Linked DNA regions of Homo sapiens: region 2 is linked to region 1. A link is a loop called in an ENCODE intact Hi-C map of the cell type or tissue named here. Cell type or tissue: psoas muscle. All regions are shown on one strand. Each heading gives the region's core, and the rest is flanking DNA. Links, peaks and the distances in the headings are about the cores only. Region 1 holds the start of LOC440982 (a long non-coding RNA gene). Region 2 has its middle 210 kb from the start of ZIC1.

What was found. Hi-C counts contacts between places; a loop is a spot of excess contacts. Peaks named below come from ENCODE experiments on the same cell type or tissue, not always from the same donor. Only the 100,000 strongest peaks of a DNase experiment are listed, where the experiment ranks them.
Region 2: it touches region 1 in a loop (2.4-fold over the local background); 3 of 110 quality-filtered maps call a loop at or near these places.

What each region holds. Positions count from the first base shown.
Region 1 is chr3:147,417,087-147,421,485 of GRCh38, reverse strand. It overlaps LOC440982 (a long non-coding RNA gene), which reads right to left and starts at 159. Exons shown (of 3, transcript NR_121655.1): 1 at 1-159. RefSeq lists enhancers at 322-1,250, 2,189-2,338. In psoas muscle, for the core only: no CTCF peak of the experiment used is centred there; DNase peaks (open chromatin) are centred at 188 and 2,225; H3K4me3 peaks cover 2,083 bases; H3K27ac peaks cover 2,085 bases; H3K27me3 peaks cover 2,287 bases.
Region 2 is chr3:147,614,933-147,619,331 of GRCh38, reverse strand. No RefSeq gene overlaps it. Among named protein-coding and RNA genes, the nearest start is that of ZIC1, 210 kb to the right of the region's middle. In psoas muscle, for the core only: a CTCF peak has its summit at 2,124; no DNase peak of the experiment used is centred there.

The DNA of each region.
Region 1 (4,399 bases), core at 111-4,110:
GGGCAATTTGGGGAGGTCTACGGCGCGAGTGGAGGGAAAGGAAGGCACCAATGCGGTTTGGGTGTCCCCCTTCCCTTGGTCCATGCCCGCACTCCCGCCGCCGCCTCCACATACTAAGCTCGGCCTGGCCGGGAGAGGACTCAGAGCCCTCCTCGCCGCCATCCAGCCAGAGCCTCCGGCGCTCCCGGGCTCTGGCGCCGACCCCAGGGACGCCTAGGGGCGGGGAAGGGATGTCCCCACTCTCCAGCCCAGGAGAGGGTAACAGCGTTGCCGGCACGGACGCTAGCTGCCAAGCTGAGCAGCCGGACAAGTCCGCTGCGCCGGGCCGCTGGCTTGCAGACCCCGACCCTCTCCCGCCCCAGCCCCTCCCTTCCTCAAGCCCCTCGCCAAATGAAAAGGGTTCTTTGGGCCTTGGCCTTTTGGGGAAGACGCGGGAACCCACGCTGAGTTTGAGTTTTCTGTTCAGAGCAAGGCCCACACAGGTCATCGTTAGCTTGGAGTCCTTAGAGTCTAGATAGCCCACTCCCCACAATACTCAAACACAAAGGGACCCAAATCACGAATGGGTTTCTTCTGGAGTGGTCCCTGTGGCGGGGGTTTGGAGGAACGAGGGTTTCTGCGCCCCTGACTAGACGCTGGGAGCCCTGGCTTCCGGGACCTAGGACAGAACTCGAACCCTCATGCCCCGGCCACTTTCTTCCTAGTCATGAGTAGTGAGGGGTGAGTGGCTTCTGCCAGGCCTCTGTGGGCCTAGCACTCGGTGGCAGTGGGTGAGGGTCGTTGAGTCCGGCAAAGAGACATGGAGCAGACGCTCTTCAGCCATCCTTGCGTTATTGAGCTCGGAGACTCGGGAGTTTGGGTAGGAAAAAAGGCACTGTCCTGGCAGGAACATTTCCAAAGCCTCCCTCCCTGCGTCCTCAGGTTCCACGCTGAAGGCTTGGGGAGTGGTAGTTGTCGGGTGAACTGATACTGTGGTCCCGGTATTCCAAAACTGGCACAGATGGAACTGGCCCTGGGATAGACTGCAGTGTGAGCCCGGCACTGACCTAGGCATCCTGTTCCCAGTGAGGGAAATGAAATGATAAGCTCCACAAAGTGGGTCTACCTGTTCAAATGAAAGTAAAAATCTAGAGTAGGATTGGAATCTGTCGGCAACCACTTCTGATGTTATGGGACCCAGGATTCTTACTAAAACACCCAAAGGCTGTAGATGTTAGTCGGTCAGAGGTTAGAGTGACCCAGGGACCCTCTGTTGCCCCTCCCCTTTGTTTACAAGCGTTGGCCACTCCACCTAGAAAGATTATACGCTCACTCTGGAAATGTCAGCACATTGGCCACAAAATACCATGCAGATCCCCAAGGACTTCACTAGAGAGGAAAGCAATAATCCAGCGACTGAACCCAGGTGTCTCTCACCAAACCCTACCCTTTCTGGTCTCTAGGCCAGGGCAGTTCCTCCACCAGTCCCGACGTTTGCGCTACCTAAGCACGTTTGGATTTAACAGGACCATTTCAACTCCAAGACAGGCAAGCTGACTGGTATTATTTGCAAAGGGTCAAGTGGAAACCCTAGAACAGTCATTCAAGCAAATGGCTCCTAGTATCTCAAATGGGGCGGTGGGAGGCTGGGGAAATGCCAGAGAGCAAGAGGAAGTAGGAGAAAAGAGTGGGAGAGAGAGGCGGAAAGACAAAGACAAGCCGGCACCCAGACTTGGATCTGGGCAAGGGATGAGGGAAGGGCCTAGGGAACCTCCCCCAAGCCGCTGCCCGGTCACCTGGGGCCTGAGCTCTGACTAGGGGTAGGCTAAGTCTTCTCCGAGGGGCTAGGGATATGAGAACAGCCGGGGCGGCAGCTCGGGCTTGGGAAAGGATAAGAGAAGAAGGCCTCCCTGGTAGGCCCGGTGTAAACTGGAAGCCCAGCCACCCGATGCACTGGGGTGTGGCCGGCTGGGGCTCGAGCACCATGCAGCCCCCGGCCCTCGGCGGAGAGGCCCTGACAGGCCCGCTCAACTCGCCGTTCCAATGGCAGCAGCCCCAGGTTGCTCTACCCTCTGCTGTCGGCTCCGCAGTGTGAACTCACTTAAACCAGCGCGGTTTGAAAACAAACACGTGCAGCTACCCCGCCGCACTATTTTGGGAGCCTAGCCAGCGACTTTCACAGGCCGGAGCCTCTGCTTGGTTCTCTCTCTAGCCCGCGAGGGCGGGGGAGTCTCATGCATATTCATCAGCACGTGGAACCTCGGGCCACAGGCCGCGCATGCGCACATCTCGCCCTGCCCGGCCAGAGCCTGCCGCGACGATTTGGAAAGCGCCCCGCCAGGCTGCGGGGTGGCGGGAGGGTCCCTCAAACGCTGACGACCCAGCCTTCGGTGGAGGTGTTGTGGGGAAGTCTCGCTGTTGCACCCCCTACACCTACCCCCGAAGACTGTTTCCATGCTTTCAATAAATCCACCAATGCAAAAATTTCCCTTTACGCACTCCATCCCACCCCTGTCCTTTCTCCACAACTTTCAGTTTTCTTAGTCAGAGGCTAGCATTTTCGCGGATGAATGGAAAATGTTTAAAAAGGAATCGCGATGCGAGCTTCTCTCACCGTTTGTGTTCCCGCTTACTGTAACTTCATGGACATTGTTACACAAAAGAAAGACGTAAAATAACAATTTTTTAAAGTTTGCTAAGGTCGGACGGCTTGGGTTTGCTTGCTATTGTTGTTTTTAAAGATGTGATTCCAATATGTTTATACCCACGCTCAATAGTTGATTCTTGTGTGTGCCATAGGTGAAAATGTCACTGCGTAACTTTCACAACCGGTGGATTTTCCTGGATATGCTTACAGAGATGTCTGACAACCATCAGAGGCAGCCAAAGTATTGTGGACAGTTGACACAATGTCAGTCTGTGGCATCTTCACTGCCAAGTGATATTTCCACTCTAGATAGCTAAACCCGATTTTTTAAAAACTCACCTTTGGTATATAACATCAGTTGGAAACTTCACACTGTTTTAGTTCTTCACTCTAAAGTGGATATCAACTTTAGTAACTGATGACAGATCCCAGCTTCCACAGTAAAAATAGCCTCTGGTTTGGCCTGATGTGTTTCCTCTTGCTAAGGAAGGGACTCTGGAGCAAACCAGCCTTGCATAGATTTAAGGAGAACATTATTCATATTTTGCACCTATTACACCATTGTATTTGCAATAAACTTTAAGGAAAAGGATTGAATGTGACATAAGAAGTTAACATTTTTTGTATTTCTTGCCCCAAAATAGTGCTTATCATTTTTTAAAAATTGCTATATGGTTACCCATAATAATCTTACTTTCTATATCTAACTAGTTTAAATGGTACATATTACAGAGGATGGACAGTGTGGTTAAAAGCCGAAAGAGAGACTATCGTGGCTAACTTGTACCTTTAGCGGCTTGACGGCACAGACAAGATCAATCTTTCCATTGCCAACACTATTTTCAATAATTCTAAAACAGTTGATATCAACTGTGACTATCTTTATGAAAATGCTTTTCCCCACAAATACGAACACATGATTCTAAGAACTACACTTGATGCTACAAGGAAGCCAGAACTCTGTACCTAGAGAGGAGGAGATAAATTTGTAATCGGTATTATAAGTTGGAAAAAGAAAAGAAATGTAACTTGGGAATGTGTAAGAGCTGATGTCTTTATATCTAGTCCACAGCCAAGGGCACAAGTTCCTTTATTTTGAGTGTGCCAGACCACCTGCAGTAACTCCTCATAACATCTTAAACTAAATCTTCTCTTTAAGGTCTAGGGCCTTCTCCAACTCACTTCCTGAAAAGCAGTATGCTCAGGTAACAACTCCAACAGCACCGACTCACAAGGGGTCCTAGACACTGATTTAATGTTGGCCTCAAAAAGAAAACTTCTGGAAGCTTTTGGGGCTAGGTGAGGTACTTGAGGGTATAATTCTCTGGCCAGCCCTTTAAAAGTTCTGAGAAAACTTCACAATAAAAGCATCTAAATGCCAGGCCTATCAGCAAAGAAGGTTAGTGCTACTTTCATTGTCAGGAAAAAAAAAAAATAAGAAAGAAAGAAAAAAAAAAGATAAGCAGATGGGGCAATTGAAAGGTTACATCTTTCTTTTGGAGGTGGTTTGCTTTTTAAAGGTTAACTTGAATGCTTGACTTTAAAAAATCAAAATCATCAGCTGCAAACGCTTAAAGCAGTTGGGGGTAGCTTTTGAAGAAGAAAACAAAGGATCTGAAATGTTTGAAATTACTTAGCCCCCATATAAATGGTGCTTGTATATTTATATGCTTGCTCTACAAATGCACACACACACATACCACAACTCATTTCTCTTCATTTCTCAAATATGATTGCTTGTACTCAGGCATTTTCTGTTGACACAACATAACT
Region 2 (4,399 bases), core at 79-4,078, 200 kb before region 1:
ACATTTTGAAACAAATCATTGTTGTTGCTTCTTTTTGTCCCTTAAACTTTCAGGAAATCTTAGCTATTTCATAGGTGCACCCTATGAAAATTTTTTATATTCAATAAAATCTTGAAAATAAATGGAAAATAAACCTAGACGTTCAAGATAATTTTATTAATCCTGTGGAAACTATTGCATAATAACACAGACAGTATTCAACTTCCCTTGTCAATTTTGAAACTCAGCTATTACTGTTGCTGTCTTAAATTTAGCATCCTTAAAGCTGAAGGGGGGAAAATCAACTTGCAATTTAGACAGTTATCAAATTACCAAAACTAGTGCAGGAACTCTTAATGAGCAAAACCATTAACAATTTTCCGACTGGAGCCCCTGTTCAAATACCTTGGACACCTTGTTAGCACAGAATGAGGTGTTCAATCAAGAGACTGGGAATTGGAAGTACCAGGGCACAGTTTTGAGTGGTGATTACAAGGGCGAGAGGGCGAGTGCCAAAGTAACAGTCTTCTACCCTGCAGGAAGCTGAGAAACCTTCAAGTCTACATTTGTAAATCAGGCCCGATGATTACAGCAGTCACAAGCAAAGAACATATGAAACAATTATTTGCACCATTCTTTCACTGTTTTAATTTGCTCTTAAAATGAACAAGATGATCCCCAGAGTCACTGGCATTTTGTCTTTAGAATTTTAGAGCATGTTCTAGGATTTTTCATGGCACTGTAAGCCAAGGAAAAGACTAAAAGGATAATTTCAAAGAGCATTCCTTTTTTTTTCCTCACAAGCTTTTTTATTGTGCAGCTTTCCTGTAACTTAACATAGACAAAATAGTTTGCAGGAATTTAATTCATTTCAGATATTTTAATTGTTGACTATTTAAAAATAAAATATGTTTGTCACTTATTCGTTTTTAACTTTTGTTTTATTGCCTTTTATTTAAAATGCAGTATCTTAGACATTGAGACTCTTGCATTAAATTCAGCAGGAATAACAGAACATGTTTCCAGTTTTTAACTACTTTAATCTGCTCTTTAACCACTGACAGCTCACAAATAATTTACTAAAAAGTTTTTATTTTAGGTTACAGCATTTACGTTGTCCTTGAAGCTTAATAGTGACACAGTATCAAATGTATTTAAAAGAATATATTTAAGCAAAATATTACTTCTTTAAATAAGCATATTTATCTTAAGTGAAAAAATTGCACTGAAAAAACAAAATTAAACAGAAAACAAAACCTTCCAAATGCAAATACGTGGAATTGATTTTATTGACATTAGGTACATCTTTTTTACGAAGTTGACTATAGACAAATAAAAATTCAGGTGCCATAAAATAAAGTGTTTATAGTTGGAAAAAGGAAACACAAATATATATTTATAATTTTGTTTTATGATACAAAAATCTATTTTTTTAACTTATTAAATATGCACATATTTTTCTCTGAATTGTTTGCAGGATGATGTACTAAATGTTTAGGGGATGGTTTTGCTAATTAGTGACAGACATGAGGATTTATATATAATATTATATTCTATATGTCTGTAATTTTATAAACTTTATTATGAATTAATCGGAAAAAGAATTTTCAAAAGAACTTAAAATTACCAATTAATTTTATTTCATTTTATGAAAGCATATTAAAGGTTAGATTCTAAGTCTGTATTTTCTTCAATAGGTAGATACTGGAAAATAGCATTTTTAAAAGACTTGGAGCACCTCTGAATTTGAAAACATCATAAGGTTCTGTTTATATAAGCAAGGAAGGAAAATAACACAATTTTAACTACTTATAACTGATTTCTGAAAATTTATTAAATAATATAATTAAATTTATTTTTAAGTAGGTTTATATTTTCCTAGAGAGCCTTCTATTTCCTCTTGACTATTATTTTTGTCAGTGTTTTGCTACATGGTACAATATTGAGGTTCCAGAGTTTGATTTTCTATACTAAATCAATGGTTTAAAATACTGTAAACTCATGTGAGAGATTGCCATGTAATTTTGTAATGTATTGCAATCACATAATTTGTCCCCAAACCCACAGTGATTACTGTTAAATGCTCCTTTTCTCAACTAGTAAAATCTTTTTCATGATTTGCTATCCAAATGTAGAGGGCGCTATTGTTCATGTATTTTGAAAGCGTTTCATAAAGGAAAATACATTTAGCTAATAATTTAGTATTTGTTTTCAAAATGTATCTATAAACTCCAATGGAAGTATCAATGTGTTGTCTGAATATAAATTTAAAGTAATTGAAAAAGTGTTTATATAGATCAGTAAAATTGCATTTGCCATTAAAGATTTATGCATTTTTAATTATCCCTGAGCTCTAATTAATCTATAATTAATTTTAAATATTATGATAACCAGATTTTACAGAAGTATTTCAATTTTTCTCTTATTGTAGTTATGTAGAAGAATAGCCTTGTGCATAGGAGATGCGTGCTGCAAAATTTAGGAGTGTCACTACTTTCAAGCGATTTAGGGAAAAGATAAACTTAATGTAGCAAAAAAATGTTGATTTTGAGTGGAGAACAAGCGAATGTTTACTGTACTGTATTTCAACTTTTTTTGTATGTTAAAATTTTTCAAACTAAAAATTTGCAGGAAATATTCTGATTGCTTATCTCATTCTTAGTTTTTATGTTTATTTTGTTCATTATTTTTCTAAGAAAATATATATTTTAAAAATATCTTACTGAGCATGCTAGTTTCTGTATGCTAAATTTTAATGCAGTTTTTAAATATAAAATGTTATCCTAATTATATTTCTGTCATTAATTTCTTGAGGTTGAATGGGGTCAATAATTTTAGACTAAAAATTTATATTTGCTCATATTTTTACAAAATGTTATGTGAGTAAATATTAATCACTTGTAAATATTTTCTCAAGTATCACGAAATCACCTGAGTTCACTTTTGTTTTATGACTTTTGTTTGTTTTATGGTTGCTGTAAAGAGCTTAAAAATGAGTCAACACCCCCCCAAAATTATAGTCATTCTTGTTCTAAACACAAAATTTAGGTAAGATATTGGTATAGTTTACAAAATGAATTTCAAAAATTTAAATATTTGGATGCATCATTGTATCTAAATGCATGGAACAAATGTTACATAAAACTAACCAGTACCTTGCTACTAATAGTACATGCTGTAGAAGAGTTACAATTACAGATTTTAAACACACTAGTTTAGAAAATTCAAACCAGGCACTAAACATTGATTGTATTCTAAGGTAGTTTTCATTCTTAATTCTTCACATTTAATTTAATACTTTGAATAAACCATTTCAAAATGTTTCTTTTCATGTTACTTATATATTTAATACATCTAAATATATTTTATAAATATTGTAAAGTATCTTATTAAGTTTATTATATTAAAGTCTATATATATACTGAATAGACTTAATAAGAAAATTGTCTCTTTAGTTAAATAAAATCTAGTTAAATAAAAATCACATTTAGAATCATCCAGATTATTGATTGAATATTTCTTTTCTATTTACATTATTAGGCACTGCGGAAGCATCAATAGCATCTCTTTTTCTTTTTAATCTAGCTTGCAGAAAGAAAGAGGGAGAGAATGTTAGTGACTAGTGTATGTAAATACGTATTCTATGCATAGCCATGAAACTAACTCACCAGAAAAAAAACACAAATATTGCTTGTGGAAAAGTTTTGAATGTAGCTCAGGCATTACTTTTCACCACTTCAAATTATTTTAAAATCAAAATAAGTATGGCAGAAAGCACAAAAAGAAAAAGCAGCTCTTTAAAATAGCTCATAACTTGCAATTTTAAATAGGATATCTGAAACTTTGTCTGGTTAAACTGTATCTAATCTTGCACAAGCAGGCATTGTCTAATTTTTATGGTATCCATGCACGTTCAAGAAGTTTTCCACCTTAAAAACAAGGGAGTAGAGTTGAGGGGGGTGGGGCCAATCCATAACTGAGTAACAGTTGCCTTTTATGTTTGGCAAGTTCTTTGGGACCAAGATACCCCCCAGCCTGACTGACTAGGAGGCTGAGATGCAGTTCGGCCCTGTCTTTATGTCAAATCACTGCCATCAAAACAATGGCTCATATTACATGAAAATCTTGTGCAAATGAGCCATAATGGGAGTGAATGACAATCTCGTAAGACCATGCAGCAGGGTCCTCCTTTGATGTGAAATACTGTTAATCTTTCTCAAACATAGCCCACTAAGCATACTTGGCAAATCCTATATGAGAAAGTCCTTACAGTACAGATTCGGAGATAAACACGCTGTAAGTGAAAAAGACACTAATATAAAGTTCCATGTTGGTCATAAATTTTCATTTACTTCAGTCATTTTTTGGTTGGGGGTTTGTTTTTATGTTCTTAGTGGTTATCATTTTTGTCTAGTCTTTT